Linked DNA regions of Homo sapiens: region 1 is linked to region 2. A link is a contact called in ENCODE Hi-C data. All regions are on one chromosome and are shown on one strand. The core of a region is the stretch at or near the end of the contact, and the rest is flanking DNA. Distances in the headings are between cores, read along the strand shown. Region 1 holds the start of C19orf47 (chromosome 19 open reading frame 47). Region 2 holds the start of SAMD4B (sterile alpha motif domain containing 4B).

The links. A loop is a pair of places that touch in the nucleus more often than their neighbours do. Pooled maps may share reads with other maps.
Region 1: a loop to region 2 is called in a pooled map, with 13 times the contacts of the local background. The contact joins the promoter of C19orf47 here to the promoter of SAMD4B in region 2. A Hi-C loop is called at or near these places in 2 of 37 single-sample maps with no recorded cell type and 10 of 50 pooled maps.

The regions. Positions count from the first base shown.
Region 1 is chr19:40,343,836-40,351,320 of GRCh38, forward strand. C19orf47 (chromosome 19 open reading frame 47) reads right to left here and starts at 4,562. Exons shown (of 9, transcript NM_001256441.2): 1 at 4,489-4,562. PLD3 (phospholipase D family member 3) reads left to right here and starts at 4,860. Exons shown (of 13, transcript NM_012268.4): 1 at 4,860-4,933. RefSeq lists a silencer at 4,437-4,526 and an enhancer at 4,517-4,806.
Region 2 is chr19:39,340,908-39,347,973 of GRCh38, forward strand. SAMD4B (sterile alpha motif domain containing 4B) reads left to right here and starts at 1,514. Exons shown (of 14, transcript NM_001384574.2): 1 at 1,514-1,669. RefSeq lists a silencer at 1,203-1,632.

The sequences.
Region 1 (7,485 bases), core at 3,312-5,811, 1.0 Mb after region 2:
CCCAGGCTGGAGTGCAGTGGCGCGATCTCGGCTCACTGCAACCTTCGCCTCCTGGGTTCAAGCGGTTCTCCTGCCTCAGCCTCCCGAGCAGCTGGGACCACAGGCACTCGCCACCACACCCAGCTAATTTTTGTATTTTTAGTACAGATGGGGTTTCACCATGTTGGCCAGGCTAGTCTCGAACTCCTGACCTCAAGTGATCTGCCCACATCAGTTTCCCAAAGTGCTGGGATTACAGGCACCTGGCCTTCTGCTCAATCTCTTATTGATGAGTATGACCACAGACATCACTCTGTCCTGTACTCAACACTCTTAGATCCAATTTCCCTCCTGAATTTTACCACTGGCCAAAGACAATACAGGCCAGGAGCAGTGGCTCGTGCCTGTAATCCCAGCACTTTGGGAGGTCGAGGCAGGTGGATCACCTGAGGTCAGGAGTTTGAGACCAGCCTGGCCAACATGGTGAAACCCCATCTCTACTAAAAATACAAAAATTAGTCGGGCATGGTGGTGGGCGCCTGTAATCCCAGCTACTCGGCAGGCTGAGGCAGGAGAATCGCTTGAACCCGGGAGGCAGAGGCTGCAGTGGGCCGAGATCACACCACTGCACTCTAGCCTGAGTGACAGAGCAAGACTCTGTCTCAAAAAATAATAATGAAATAAAATACAGTACAACATGCATCTCTCAAAGAACAGCACGGAGAGGTCTCAGTAAGTCAGACAGAACATCTCACAAACCAAGCACTAACTATGCATCAGGACCAGCGCCAAGCATCATGCAGATGCATCCCAACAGCTCAGCAAGTGAGGACTATTATTAGCCCTGTTTTTATCGATGAAAAACCCCGACTCATTGAGGTGCAGTCGTTTGTCAAATGGCACATCTAGCAACTGACCTTACTGGGATTCAAAAACAAGTTCTTCCTGATTCTGACGTCCAGGGAATAGGTCCCATTGAGTGCTTACTATGTACCAGGAACTGAGCATATACACATCTCAGTCGCTCCTCACAACCACCCTCGGAAAGTTACAGATGAGAATGGCAGGTCCAAGATCACACAGCAAAAGGCTGGGCACAGTGGCTCAGGCCTGTCATCCCAGCACTTTAGGGTCAGGAGGATCCCTTGAGCCTAGGAGTTCAAGATCATATAGCAAGTAAAGGAAGCAGCAGGACTTGGACCCCACGCAGTCCAATGGCTATGGTTCATGCTGATTGAGGGATTACTACCAGCCAGGTACTATGGTCTGTTTTTCAATGTCTCAGTTAATGCTAACCAGAATCCTTTAAGTACTGGTATTCTCCCCCAAGTGCTACAGACCCTACTGAATTCAATTTCCTCTCTCCACAATCTTAAAAGCCCATCTCCAGCACTGACTTTCCGAATAGTGAAAATTATAATAGTGATTTTAAAGACAGCAGCTCCCAAAACTCAAGGGATTACCACATACCAGACTCCATGTGCTAAGCCCTTAGAAGACCTGTATCCAAATCCCAATTTTACCACGTCCTAATCCTGACTCTGGACAAGTAGCTTAACCTTTCTGACCTCACTTCCCTCAACTGCACAATAAGAATGGTAAGGCCGGGTACAGTAACTCACACCTGTAGTCCCAGCACTTTGGGAGGCCGAAGCAGGAGGATCTCTGGAGCCCAGGATTTTGAGGCCAGCCTGGGCAATATAGCGAGACCCTGTCACTGTTAAAAAAAAAAAAAAAAAAAAAAAAACTGGGCGTGGTGGCTCACGCCTGTAATCACAGCACTTTGGGAGGCTGAGGCGGGTGGATCACCTGAGGTCAGGAGTTCGAGACCAGCCTGGCCAATATGGTGAAACCCCATCTCTACTAAAAATACAAAAATTAGCCAGGCATGGTGGTGTATGCCTGTAATCCAAGCTACTCAGTAGGCTAAGGTGGGAGAATCGCTTCAACCCGGGGCGGGGGGGGGAGAGGTTGCAGTGAGCCAAGATTACGCCACTTCACTCCAGCCTGGGCAACAGAGCAAGACTCAGTCTCAAAAAAAAAAAAAAAAAAAGGAAAGGTGGCTGGGCGCAGTGGCTCATGCCTGTAATCCCAACGCTTTGGGAGGCCAAGGCAGTGGATCACAAGGTCAGGAGTTTGAGACCAGCCTGGCCAACATGGCGAAACTCCGCCTCTACTAAAAATACAAAAAATTAGCTGGGCATGGTGGCAGGCACCTGTAATCCCAGCTACTCGGGAGGCTGAGGCAGGAGAATCACTTGAACCCAGGAGGCAGAGGTTGCAGTGAGCCGAAACTGTACCACTACACTCCAGCCTGGGCAACAGAGTGAGACTCCATCTCAAAAAAAAAAAAAAAAGTAAGATTACCAATTCTTGGCCAGCACCTTGGGAGGCTGAGGCAGGTGGATAACCTGAGGTCAGGAATTCAAGACCAGCCTGGCCAACATAGTGAAACCCCTCTCTACTAAAAATACAAAAATTAGCCAGGCGTGGTGGTGGGCACCTGTAATCCTAGCTACTCAGGAGGCTGAGGCAGGAGAATTGCTTAAGCCCGGGAGGCAGAGGTTGCAGTGATCCAAGATCGCACCACTGCACTCCAGCCTGGGCAACAGAGCGAGACCTTGTCTCAAATAAATAAATAAATAAATAAATAAATAAATAAATAAATAAATAATAAAAATAAAAAAACACCATCTTAAAAAAAAAAAAAGAGGACCCTTTTTTTTTTTTGAGATGAAGTCCCACTCTGTCGCCCAGGCTGGAGTGCAGTGGCGTGATCTCGTCTCACTGCAACCTCTGCCTCCCAGGTTCAAGCAATTATCCTGCCTCAGCCTCCCAAGTAGCTGGGATTACAGGCCCCCACCACCATGCCCGGCTAATTTTCTGTAGTTTTAGTAGAGACGGGGTTTCACCGTGTTAGCCAGGATGGTCTCTATCTCCTGACCTCGTGATCCGCCCGTCTCGGCCTCCCAAAGTGCTAGGATTACAGGCGTGAGCCACCACGCCCAGCCAAGGACCCATTCTTAAAGGTGTTACAAGGATTAAACGAGTTAATAAACAGAGTCCTTAGAACAAAGATGCACGGCAGGTGGTTAAGTGCGATGTTAAGTGTGCATCAAATAAAACAAATCTTCAGTAAGCTAGGGAAACAGTGGGACAGTCACTGACTTAATGCTAGTTTTATACAAAGTGTGAGCTGGGAACAAGTATAAGGACAACTTAATGGGGGTCCATGGGATCTGACAACAGGGAATCACACAGTACAGGTTCTGAACAGTATCCCTATTCAAAGGGAATACGTAGTATTCCTTTTCAATTATCTTTCCATTTCAGTGTACAATGTAATGGGCTGTTCAGTTTCCATTGTATTTTACCTGAACTTTTCCTTCCTCTCATGGCCAGCAATGCTAGTTTTCCATTGAAGACAGCAATGCGCCGGGCACGGTGGCTCACACCTGTAATCCCAGCACTTTGGGAGGCAGAGGCGGGCAGATCACCTGAAGTCAGAAGTTCGAGACCAGCCTGACCAACATGCAGAAACCCCGTCTCTACTAAAATACAAAAAAAATTAGCCGGGCGTGGTGGCGCATGCCTGTAATCCCAGCTACTCGGAAGGTTGAGGCAGGAGAATCCCTTGAACCCAGGAAGCGGAGGTTGCGGTGAGACGAAATTGCACCATTGCACTCCAGCCTGGGCAACAAGAGCGAAACTCCGTCTCAAAGAAAAAAAAAAGAAGAAGACAGCAATGCAAATTTGCCTTCTCAAATTAACTTACTGGGGAAAAAAATGCACTAGTCATTATCAAGAAAAAGAAAAAAACTAGTACTTCAGGACTCAGCAAAATTGGTCAAATAGTAAGTGACAGGATGTCGATTTCCCCGGCTCCAATTCTAAGTTTTTCCTATTGCTGTCTCTGAGCTTTCTCCCCCAGCTTCCCTGGAATTCCCAGCTACACCAATGACTCTCAGAATCATTATCATTATAGTCCCAATCCACGAGCTCTCACTGTGCCAGCCCCTCTGCTTAAAATCTTTACACACACAGATTTCATCAGAATCCTCAAGACGACCCTATGATATTGGGACTATCTGCTCTCATTGTACAGATGAGAAAAAACGGGGTTCAAGGAAGCGAAGACACAGGCCCCACTGCCGCACAGTGGAGCGGGACTTGAACCAAAATTCGACGGCTTCCAAACCCAACAATTTTTCATACTAAGCGCTCAAACATCAATACTAATAATAATAGTATAGTAACGAAGTGAGCGTTATGCGGAGGCGCTGAGCTAAGGCATCCAACGTACACGACCTGACTTCTCACTCCCATTTATAAAGCCGGTGATACAGTCGGATTCTAACCCCCATTCCACAGGGGAGGAAACTGAGGCTCAAAGAAACAAATCGTAAGTCCGAAGCCGTACAACGGAGCCCGAACTGAGTCCAGACACCCGGACGCCACCCGTCCCTACCGCAACCGGCCCAGTCCCACCACCCCCGGCCCGCGCCTCACCTGGCCCACCGGGCCCGCGCCCACTCGCGCCGCCCGCCCTCCCTCCCGGCGGCGCCAACTGTCAGACACTCCTCCCCCGGCCCGGGCTGCCCGCCCCGGAAGCATCCTCTCACCGCCGGAAGCTGAACTGACTCGTCCGCGGCCGCTCTACCCCAACAGGCCGCCACCAGCGAGAGTGCGGCCATAACCATCACGTGACCGCCCACCGACACCAGCGAGAGTGCAGTCGTAACCGTCACGTGACCGCCCACCGTCGGCCCGGCGCTCCCCTCCGCCCGAAGCTAGCAAGCGGCGCGGCCAATGAGAAAGGCGCATGCCTGGCCCCCGCCGGCCTGCAGTCTAGCCGTAGTGCGCCTGCGCGCGGCTAGGAGGGGCCGTCAGGCGGGGATACAGCCTGGAAGGTGCGTGTGGGGCTGGGTCTCGGAGTGGGAGACGTGGAGTGCAGGTACTGTGCGATCTGGGGGCGCGGCGCCTCGGCTACCCTCCTCGTGTTGTCTTCCACGCTATAATGCATGGAATATAATATATATTATATGGAATATAATATATGGAATATAATATATATAATTATAGCGTTGTCTTCCACGCTATAATTTATGTCGTCCTCGGTCTCTTTATGTCACCATTCCTCTCCTTCTGTCTCATCCCACTTAAATCCTCACAACTCCTTCTGTCGCCATCACCCTCTTTAAATCCTCACAACTCCTCTTGTTGTCATCAACGCCCTTAACTCGCTTTCGTTCCCTGTAAGCCCTCTTTGCCACCATAGGTCGTAATCGCTCCCTTTAAATTCGTCATCGCCATATGTTACCTGCATCCTGCTTTTGTTGCCATTTCTCCTTTATAAAATCCTCATTTCTCTTTAAACCCTCATCATACCCCCAAGTCACCTTCGCATGGCTACTGTCCCCATCGCTCTTCTTAAATCGCGCTAATGCAACTCTTACGTCATCATTACCCCTTGTGTCTTTGTCCCTCCCTTGGCATCACTGTTCCTCTGACCAGTCACCATCCACTCCTCATGCTTCCAGTTTTCCCCATAAGGAGCCACCCAGCCTTACAGTTATTTTTCTTCCCTCCGTGTCTTCGTCATTTCCCCGTGTCACATCTCACATAACATACGGGGTACTGCAGCCCATTACCTGGGGTGTGTCAGAATCCCAGCCCCACCACTACACCTCTGGATACCTTGACTGCCTTATGGCACCTTTCCAATCCCAGCTTCATCTGCAAAATGCACACGGGGACATCCACATCAGGGCTGAGTGTGACGATTCTGTGAGTTTATTCTTGTGGTAGGCTCAGCTTGACATGGTGTTTTTGGCTAATATTGTTATTAACCATGTCACCCTCGGCCGGGTGCGGTGGCTCATGCCTGTAATCCCAGCACTTTAGGAGGCCAAGGTGGGCGGATCACCTGATGTCGGGAGTTCGAGACCAGCCTGATCAACATGGAGAAACCCCGTCTCTACTAAAAATACAAAATTAGCCGGGCGTGGTGGTGCATGCCTATAATCCCAGCTACTCGGGAGGCTGAGGCAGGAGAATGGCTTGAACCGGGGAGGTGGAGGTTGCAGTGAGCCGAGATCGCGCCATTGCACTCCAGCCTGGGCAACAAGAGCGAGACTCCGTCTCAAAAAAAAATAATAATAATAGGCCAGGCGCGGTGGCTCACGCCTGTAATCCCAGCACTTTGGGAGGCCGAGGCGGGCGGATCACCTCAGGTCGGAAGTTCGAGACCAGCCTGACCAACATGGAGAAACCCCATCTCTATTAAAAATACAAAATTAGCCAGGCATGGTGGCACATGCCTGTAATCCCAGCTACTCGGGAGGCTGAGACAGGAGAATCGTTCGAATCTGAGAGGCGGAGGTTGCAGTGAGCCTAGATCGTGCCATTGCACTGTAGCCTGGGCAACAAGAGCGAGACTCCGTCTCAAAAAAAAAAAAAAAAAAAAAAACTGCATGATCTTGGGCAACTAACTTAACCTCCCAGCGCCTCAGTTACTGCATCTGCAATATGGGAATGAAAACACAAATTAATCATTCTGCACATAATTCTTAAGCATGTACTATATATGTGCCCAACACTGCTAGACACTGGGGATACCTCAATGAACAATACAGACAAAAATATCTCGGCCTGGCGCAATGGCTCACACCTGTAATCCAAGCACTTTGGGAGGTGAAGTGGGTGGATCACCTGAGACCAGGAGTTTGAGACCAGCCTGGACAACATGGTGAAGCCCCATCTCTACTAAAAATGCAAAAATTAGCCAGGCATGGTGGCGCGCCCCTAAAATCTGAGCAACTCGGGAGGCTGAGGTGAGAGGATTGCTTGAACCCAGGAGGCGGAGGCTGCAGTGAGTTGAGATCGCACCACTGCACTCCAGCCTGGGTGACAGAGTGAGACCCCATCTCAAAAAAAAAAAAAAAATCTGGCCTTATGGACTGTGTACTACACTCTAGTGGGGGTAAGAGGCAATGGGTAAATAGGTAAGTAGATTATTGGATGTATTAGAAGGGGCATGGGGAATGTGGGGTCAAGGTTATAGTTTTAAATAGGGTGGTCAGGGAAAGCTTTCTGAGAAGGTGACATTTGAAACAAATACTTGAAGGAGAAGAGAGAGTAGGGCTGGGCACGGTGGCTCACGCCTGTGATCACAGCACTTTGGGAGGCTGAGGAAGGTGGATCGCTGGAGCTCAGGAGTTTGAGATCAGCCTGGGCAACATAGCGAAACCCCATCTCTACAAAAATTAGCCAGGTATGGTGGTGTGCGCCTGTGGTCCCAGCTACTTGGGAGGCTGAGAGGTGGGGGGATCGCTTGAGCCTGGGAGTTCGAGGCTGCAGTGAGCCATGATTTTGCCAATACACTCCAGCCTGGGCAACAGACGGAGACCCTGTCTCAAAACAAAAAAACAAAACAAAACAAAAAAACGGCCAGGCGTAGTGGCTCATGCCTATAATCCCAGCACTTTGGGAGGCCAAGGCTGGCAG
Region 2 (7,066 bases), core at 264-2,763:
CTCAAAGCGTCTATAATGCCACACTCTCCTGGTTTTCCTCTCTCTGGCTGCCTTTTGCAATATTCATCGACAGCGTCAATTCCTTTGCTCAAATCCTGCCTCTCTGTTTCAGGGTTCTGTTCAGTCCCTGTCTCCAGTGACCCTTCATACCCTCCCCGGGCTAGACCCCTAACTCCCACAGCCTCAATTACCATCTTTGACGATCCTTAAATCTTGGTCTCCAGCCTCAATTTCTCCCTTAAGCTCCAGACCCAGGGTTTGTGCACCTCCTGGACCTCGCTACTAGGCATCCACATTGGGCTTAGTATCTTCCCAACCTGCTTCTGGCGCCCAGTCTCCCGGCTAGAGGGGCCTGGTCCTAAACTTTTCTCCCCCTTCCACTCCATAGCCAGCCAGTGTCAGGGCCCGTTCGCTCTGCCTCCAGGGCGTCCCTCCCACCTGCACCTCCTTCCCTCCCCACAGTCCCTCCCTCGTGCAAACCCCCTCTTTCTTCCCCACCCCCTCCCCCAGCTGCCTCCCTGGACTCCCGATCCCGTTTCATTCCCTCCAATCCGCCCTCCATGTATAAGCCAGAGAGACATCTCTCCAAAACCCCAGACTCACCATGATCCTCCCCGGCTTGAAGCCCTTCACGGCTCCCTAGTGCCCTCGGGACAAGTCCAAACTCCCTCAAGTGGCCAAACAACTGGCCTCTGCTCGTTCCTCACCCCTCCCTGTCTTCAACTCGACCCTCCATCCCGACTGCCTCTCTAAGTGCCTGTAACAAGCCAGATCTCTGTCACCGAGAGCCTTCTGAACACAGGTCCCTCTGATTAGTTCACCCGGACCCAATACAGTTTGTGGAACGCACAGATCACAACCAAAGTCACAGCAACAACTCCCGTTTATTGACAGCCTCCTTGATCCTTAGCGCTTTCTGTGCATTCTCTTCCCACCCTAAAGGCTAGATCTCGCCTCGCCATTCCCATCGGAGAGAGCAAGCGGCAAGGCTGAGAACAGCGCGATGAGAAAGCCGAGCGCCCAGAAGCCCGAGTGCAGACGCCCACTGAGGACAGCCTTGGGTGAGGCGGGCCACCCAAGGGGCGGGGAAGAGGAGGCCTGGAACGCCTGAATCAGGAACTGTGACTTCGCTCGGGGCAGCTGGGGTGGACGCGCGCGAGCCTGCCCCCTGCGGGCCTGGAGGCCCAACCTCAGACTCCGCCGGGCCCGTTGCCCTGGGCAACGCCCCGCGCGCCCCGCCCCTTCCCCGCCCCCCAGCCCCAAACCCCAGGCCTGGCCGACTGCCCGTCACCCCCACGTCCGACCAATCCCGCCGAGGAGGGGGCGGGCCTCTTGGGCCCCGTTCCACCACCGTCGCTCCCCCCTCGCCGCGACCCCGCCTTACTCGGCTCACACCTCCCGCCCTTCGGGCTGCCCTCGCCGCCCGTTGGCTGGCGCGCCGTTCGTCACCCGGGCGTGAGCTAATGCCGGCGCGCGGCGGCCCCCGTCGGGGCGGGGCCAGGGGCGGTGACGCACGGCGCGGTGACGCAGCGCGACGGCGGCGGCGGCGGCGGCGGCGGTGGTCGGTGCGGGAGGAGGGAGGGGAGCTTGCGGGCCCGAGAGGGGGCGACGGCGGCGGCGGTGGCCTGAGGAGGCCCGAGCGGCGGCGGTGGCGGCGAAGGCCGAGGCGGTGAGTCTCGGGCCGGGCCGGCGCGGGGCGGCGGCGAGTCGGGGCGCGCGGGGCTCCCCTCAGGGCGACCCAGGCCGCGCGGGCGGCCCCGCCCCCTCAGGGACCCCGAACCGCGGGCGGCGGCGGCGGGCGGGTGCGGAACGCGGGCCTCGGGGGGCCGGGCCCCACGGGAGAAGCCCCGCGCCCGTCCCCAGTCTCCCTCCTGGGCCCTGGCCGAAGCTTCCCTCCGAAATCTTTCTCATGCCCTCGGGATTGCCGAGGGGCCGGGCCGGGGGCCTCTCCTCAGGACCCCCCGCACATCCCCCTCGGAGAGCCCCGGAAAGCCTGCCGATCCCCCGTGTGCGCCCTGAAAGGTCCCCGCAAAACCCACCCCTCCCGTGGAGTCGCCTCCTCGAGCCCTTCATGGGTCCCAGCAGCTTTCCTCGCAGACCCCCGCCCTTTGGCCCCGAAGCCCCCGTCCTCCTCCTGTCTCCAGAAATAGTCCTCGGAGGCCACTCCTCGTCCATTCCACAGCGTGGCTCTCATAGCTGCTCCAGGAGCCTCCCTCACGAGCCCTGCACACCTCCCCAAGGCTCCCTCCGGACCCCTGTCCATTCCAGAACTCTCCCCCGGAGCCCTGCCTCTCACAGCCCAACAGGCTCACCCGACTTCCCCCTCCCGGATCCTAAGAATTTTCCCTCCCACTTACCCCATTCCAGAAACCTCCTTGGAGATTTTCCGCTCATACCCCCTGCATTTCTGATTCCCCCTCCCAGAAGTCCTTCAGAATGCCCCCGACGGACCGTGATCATCTTCCCTGAAGATCTCCTTCCCATATCCCCAAAATAAATCTTCCTCACAGACTTTGTGAAATGCCCCCAGATCCCAAAAACTCACCTAGAAGACTCCATCCCCCTCCCCACCGTATTGCAACCATCTCTCATACACACTCCCCCTTCACGTATCCCTCTGGACCTTTCCACAGATCCCAAAAGTCTCCCCCAGAGGCCTCCTGTCTCCCCCTGGTCTCACCACCCTAAAATGCCCTAGAGATCACCCTCATGTAGCCCAGTGATCTTCACCGGGATCCCCTTCCCCACCCCCACTCATTCTAAAAATCTCCAGCAATTGCCTGAAATCTCCAGAGGACTCTCAGCATCATATTCCAAAAGCTTCTTCCAAAATCCCTTTTACATACTCCACATCTTTTCCAGTCCCCCACATCACACGCTCCAAAAATTGTTTAAGGATCCTGAAAACTTTCCTCATGGTTTTTCTCTCAGATCCCGTAGAACTCCCCTTCACTAACACCTCAGAATCCCCCCTTGCAGACCGGTTTTAGAGGAATTTTCTGAAGATCCTCCTCACAACCCCTGTAAGACCGTAAGATTCTCTTGGTGACCCCTCTGATATGCAGGTTTTCAGGACCCCCCCCCCCCACACACACACACAGCTTAGAGACCCCAGCGACCCCCTGGAGCCCTCCTGACGTATGTTCTTGAAATCCCTCCAAGACCTTCCTGACACCACCAGAACCCCTTGAATCAATACTTCTGCCTTACTAAGGGACTTTTCTAGAGATATCCCTCCCTGAACTTGCTCACACAGGTCCCCTAAATCCTCTAGAATCCCTTGAAGAAGACCCTCACACACACCTAATTTTCCCCCAAAATAACCCGAGCTCTTGCTCTGAGAAAGTCCTATAATTCTTTCTGAAAAACCCTCTCCTCTGACACTCTCTCAGAAGACCCCGCCTTCCCCATATACTCTTTTGGAGACTTTACTCAGCTTTCTCCTCAACTGAGATCTCTGAAGAGTTTTTCCTAAAAACATCCCTCTGTCATCCCACTCCAGGACCAGTCTCAGAAGACCACACCTTCCTCAGACACTTTTTAGAGAATTTTCTCCCAAATTGCCCTCCATCAGCCACCCACTCCCAGCGCTTCCTGAGACTTCCTCAGAACTTTCCCTCAGATTCCACTTCTGACATCCCCAAGAAACATTATTTAGGACCCTATCAGATTTACCCACTAACTTTAGAATTGCTATTTACACCCTCTCATTTCCCCATTCTCTTTCCTCTGAAGTCAACTCAGAGACCTTTCTCAGGGGGCCCCCTTTTCCCATTATCCCTTCAGAGGTCCCCAACATTCTCCAGACTCGTTGCCCAAGAGCCTCTATGTTTCCTTGTAAAGATTCTTGAGAGACACCTTTCCCCGCCCCCTTGAAATCCCAGTGCTCCGAGATCTTTCTTTCAGACCATTTTTCTTAGGTGCCATGCTCATAGACCCCTCTTCCCTTCAGAGATCAAGAGACCCTTAACACCCTCCTTAGAGACTTAGGATTCTCCCCATTTCCCTTTCAGAAGCCTTCTTCCTTCTCCCCTTTGAGGACCTCCTCACCAAATAATCCCTTCCCCTATAGCAGTGGTTCTCAGTGTGGTTCCTGGCCCAGCAGCAGCCACATTTGTTAGAAATACACATTCTTGAATCCCACTCAGATCTACTGAAACTGAAAACCTGGGAGCAGGGCCCAGCAATCAAGAGTTTTTAACAAACCCTCCTGGTCATTTTGATGCACACGCAAGTTTGAGAACCTGTGCCCTTTAGGAGGATTTCCTTTTCCTCACTAAAAGCCCCCTGAAAGATGCCTCAGGGTATGCCTCTGTGCCCTACTGCCCACTGCTGCTTTCCTGTTTCCTAGGAATCCCCTTTATGAAGTACCCATCCTCCAGAAAGATTTCTTACCTACCTTGAAAGGATCTTGGCTTCTCCACAAGGTTACTCCATCCTCTGAGCAGTTATTTCCGATTCTACTTTTGAATGGTTTCTTTTCAGATCTTCCTCAGTGCTTTCTCTTTCTGGCTACCCCTCCAGCCCACTACCAGCCTTTGGTGCTTCTTTAAATTGCTGCTTCTTTGAACACACATATCCATCTCTTCTTGTCCATCTGTTTCTTCACATAGGCACCCTCCCCTTGAGGCACCCTCAGGAGGTCTTTTCATTCTGTGTCTTACTGCCAAGACCCCTCCACCTCCATTGTACCTCTTAGAACACCACTCACCTTCAACCTTGTAGATTTTAATGTACTTGTCCACTCACCCTCACTGGACTAGGAACTCTGAAAGTACGGGATGTGTCTTGTTCTTCTCTGAATCCCACAAGGTGGGATCTACTCTTTGTAAGTTATTGGAAATCACTGGAGAATAAGCAGCTCTTCCTTCTGCATTTGGCCAGAAATCTCCAAGTTCCTCAGATCTCACTCCTCATTCAGGTTTAGTACACCTTCCCTGCCCCCTCCTCTCCTCTCACCTCCCTTTTTTTTCTCCACACAGCACCCTTTGCCTTTACTCCTGCCCTACTTGCTCCTGTCTTAGGGACTTTCTTTGTGCTGTTTCCTGATTCTGAGCTACCCCAAGTCCTTTGCCTGGTGACCTGCCTCACCCGTCCTGGTTGGCTTCTCTTAGCAGCCCCTCTCAGCTGCTAAGTCTGGAGCCTCCACAGAGCTCTTGGCATTTTTTCAAGGGATTCTGTTTCTAGGGCCCAGAAGGGGAAACAGAGACCCCAGGGTAAATATTGGGGCCTGCCTTCAGGGAGCTCACAATACCAGTAGGGGGCTTGGGCATGTACAGAGCAGAAAATGAGGTACAAATTATATGCTGTAGAAATTCAGCAGTGAGAGGGAGCCTTTTATTTGGAAAGACTTCACAGAAAAGGTGGTATTTGGGCTGGATAGTGTTCCATGGGAGTTGGGACAATGATGGTGCCCCCAGGCAGAGGAAACAGCTTAAGCAATGGGTCAAAGACAAAGCCTCCTCATCTCTCACCCATGGTATCTCTTCTCTTCACCCAAAAGATAGAGATGAAAGAAGACAGATTTCCTCCATTTGCATTGTATTTGCCAGCTGCACTTTAGTGACCTACAGAGTAATAATAATAATGACCACTGGTTTTTGAATGCTTTCTAACTGCCAGGCACTGTTTAAGTGCTTTACATGTATTCATAGGAGGTAGGAGTTTACCTACCCTATGAGGTAAGTAAACTACCATTATCCTCATTTTGCATATGATGAGATTAAGAACAGGTAGGACTAATAGAGGGTCTGTGGGCACTGTCCATTCCAAGATGGTAGTGCCTTGGGTCAAAAAGTTTGATTTTTAGTTAAGATAGGTTTGGCTGCAATGGGGCAGTAGTTGTTAGGTATGCAGACCCTGGGTCTGGACAGGATTTGTATCCCACATTACCACTCACCAGTTTTGTACCCTAGGACGAGTTACTTCCCTGGTCTTTTAGTTTCCACAGCTAAAAATATGAAGGAAATAATGATACTTTACTTCATAGAATTGTTACGAGGATTAAATAAGTTAATACATGTAAAGTACTTAGAACAATGTCTTGCCCATAATTGCAATGTTAGAAAAACAATAAAATAAAAAAAAAGCTCATATCAGCCAGAACTCTAAAAACATAAAGTGATAGAACCTTAGCTCAAAGTGGTTTAATGAAAAAAGTGGGGGATTAATTGGCTTTTGTTACTGGAAAGTCCAGAGCTAGGTTGGCTTCAGACCTAGCTGCATCCAGGTGTTCAAATAATTTTCTCAGTCATCTCCTCCCATTTCTCCACTGAGTTAGCTTCATCCTCAACAAGCTTCTGCTTTGGATGACAAATATGGTCCTCAGCAGCCCCAGGTTTTAACCCTACCTCCTTGGAAAGCCTTAGTGGAAAGAGAACTCTTTCTTGAGAGTCCCAGTTTGAAAATAGTTTCTTCCTTGAATAGATGTGAGATTATGCCAGAAGATCCTTAGAAACATATTTTGGGTTCTGTACCCTGCAACTCAGTCTCTGGCTTGCTGAGCCAAATAGGCCTGTGATTCCATCCGATGAACTTTCTGAGCAGTGATGGCAATCTCCCTCCCCACTGTCCCCCAGCCGCAGTCATTCTCTGCTCTGTGATTGTTTGGGTCTAGAGAGAGCTTGTGGCTGGTCTGACTCAACCACACTTTGCTTTGGGATATCACGGGTGATATGAGGTGATCAGCCTGGCTTGATGGTGGCCTCAGGGGAGCAGAATCCAGGAGTAATGGCAATACCCTCACCACAGTTTAAGGTTTCCAAGACACAGAACTTTGGAAGAGAGTTAAGTAGGATTGCTGTGAGTGGAGTTTTGTTTTGTTTGTTTTAGTGTAAACTTGTTGAATAGAAGCGGGTTCAGGGCAAGTTACAGAACAGCAGTGTATGGAGTATGCAAGTCTCAAATATCTCCAGCCTGCACTCATTCATTAATGCATGGAGGCACTATTCTAGGTACTGGAGACAGAGCAGTGAATAAAACATTCAAGGTCCTGAAATTCATGGAATTTATATTCTGATGGGGGGAGGAAACAAAAAAATCAGAGTGTGATTCATGCTGTGAAGGA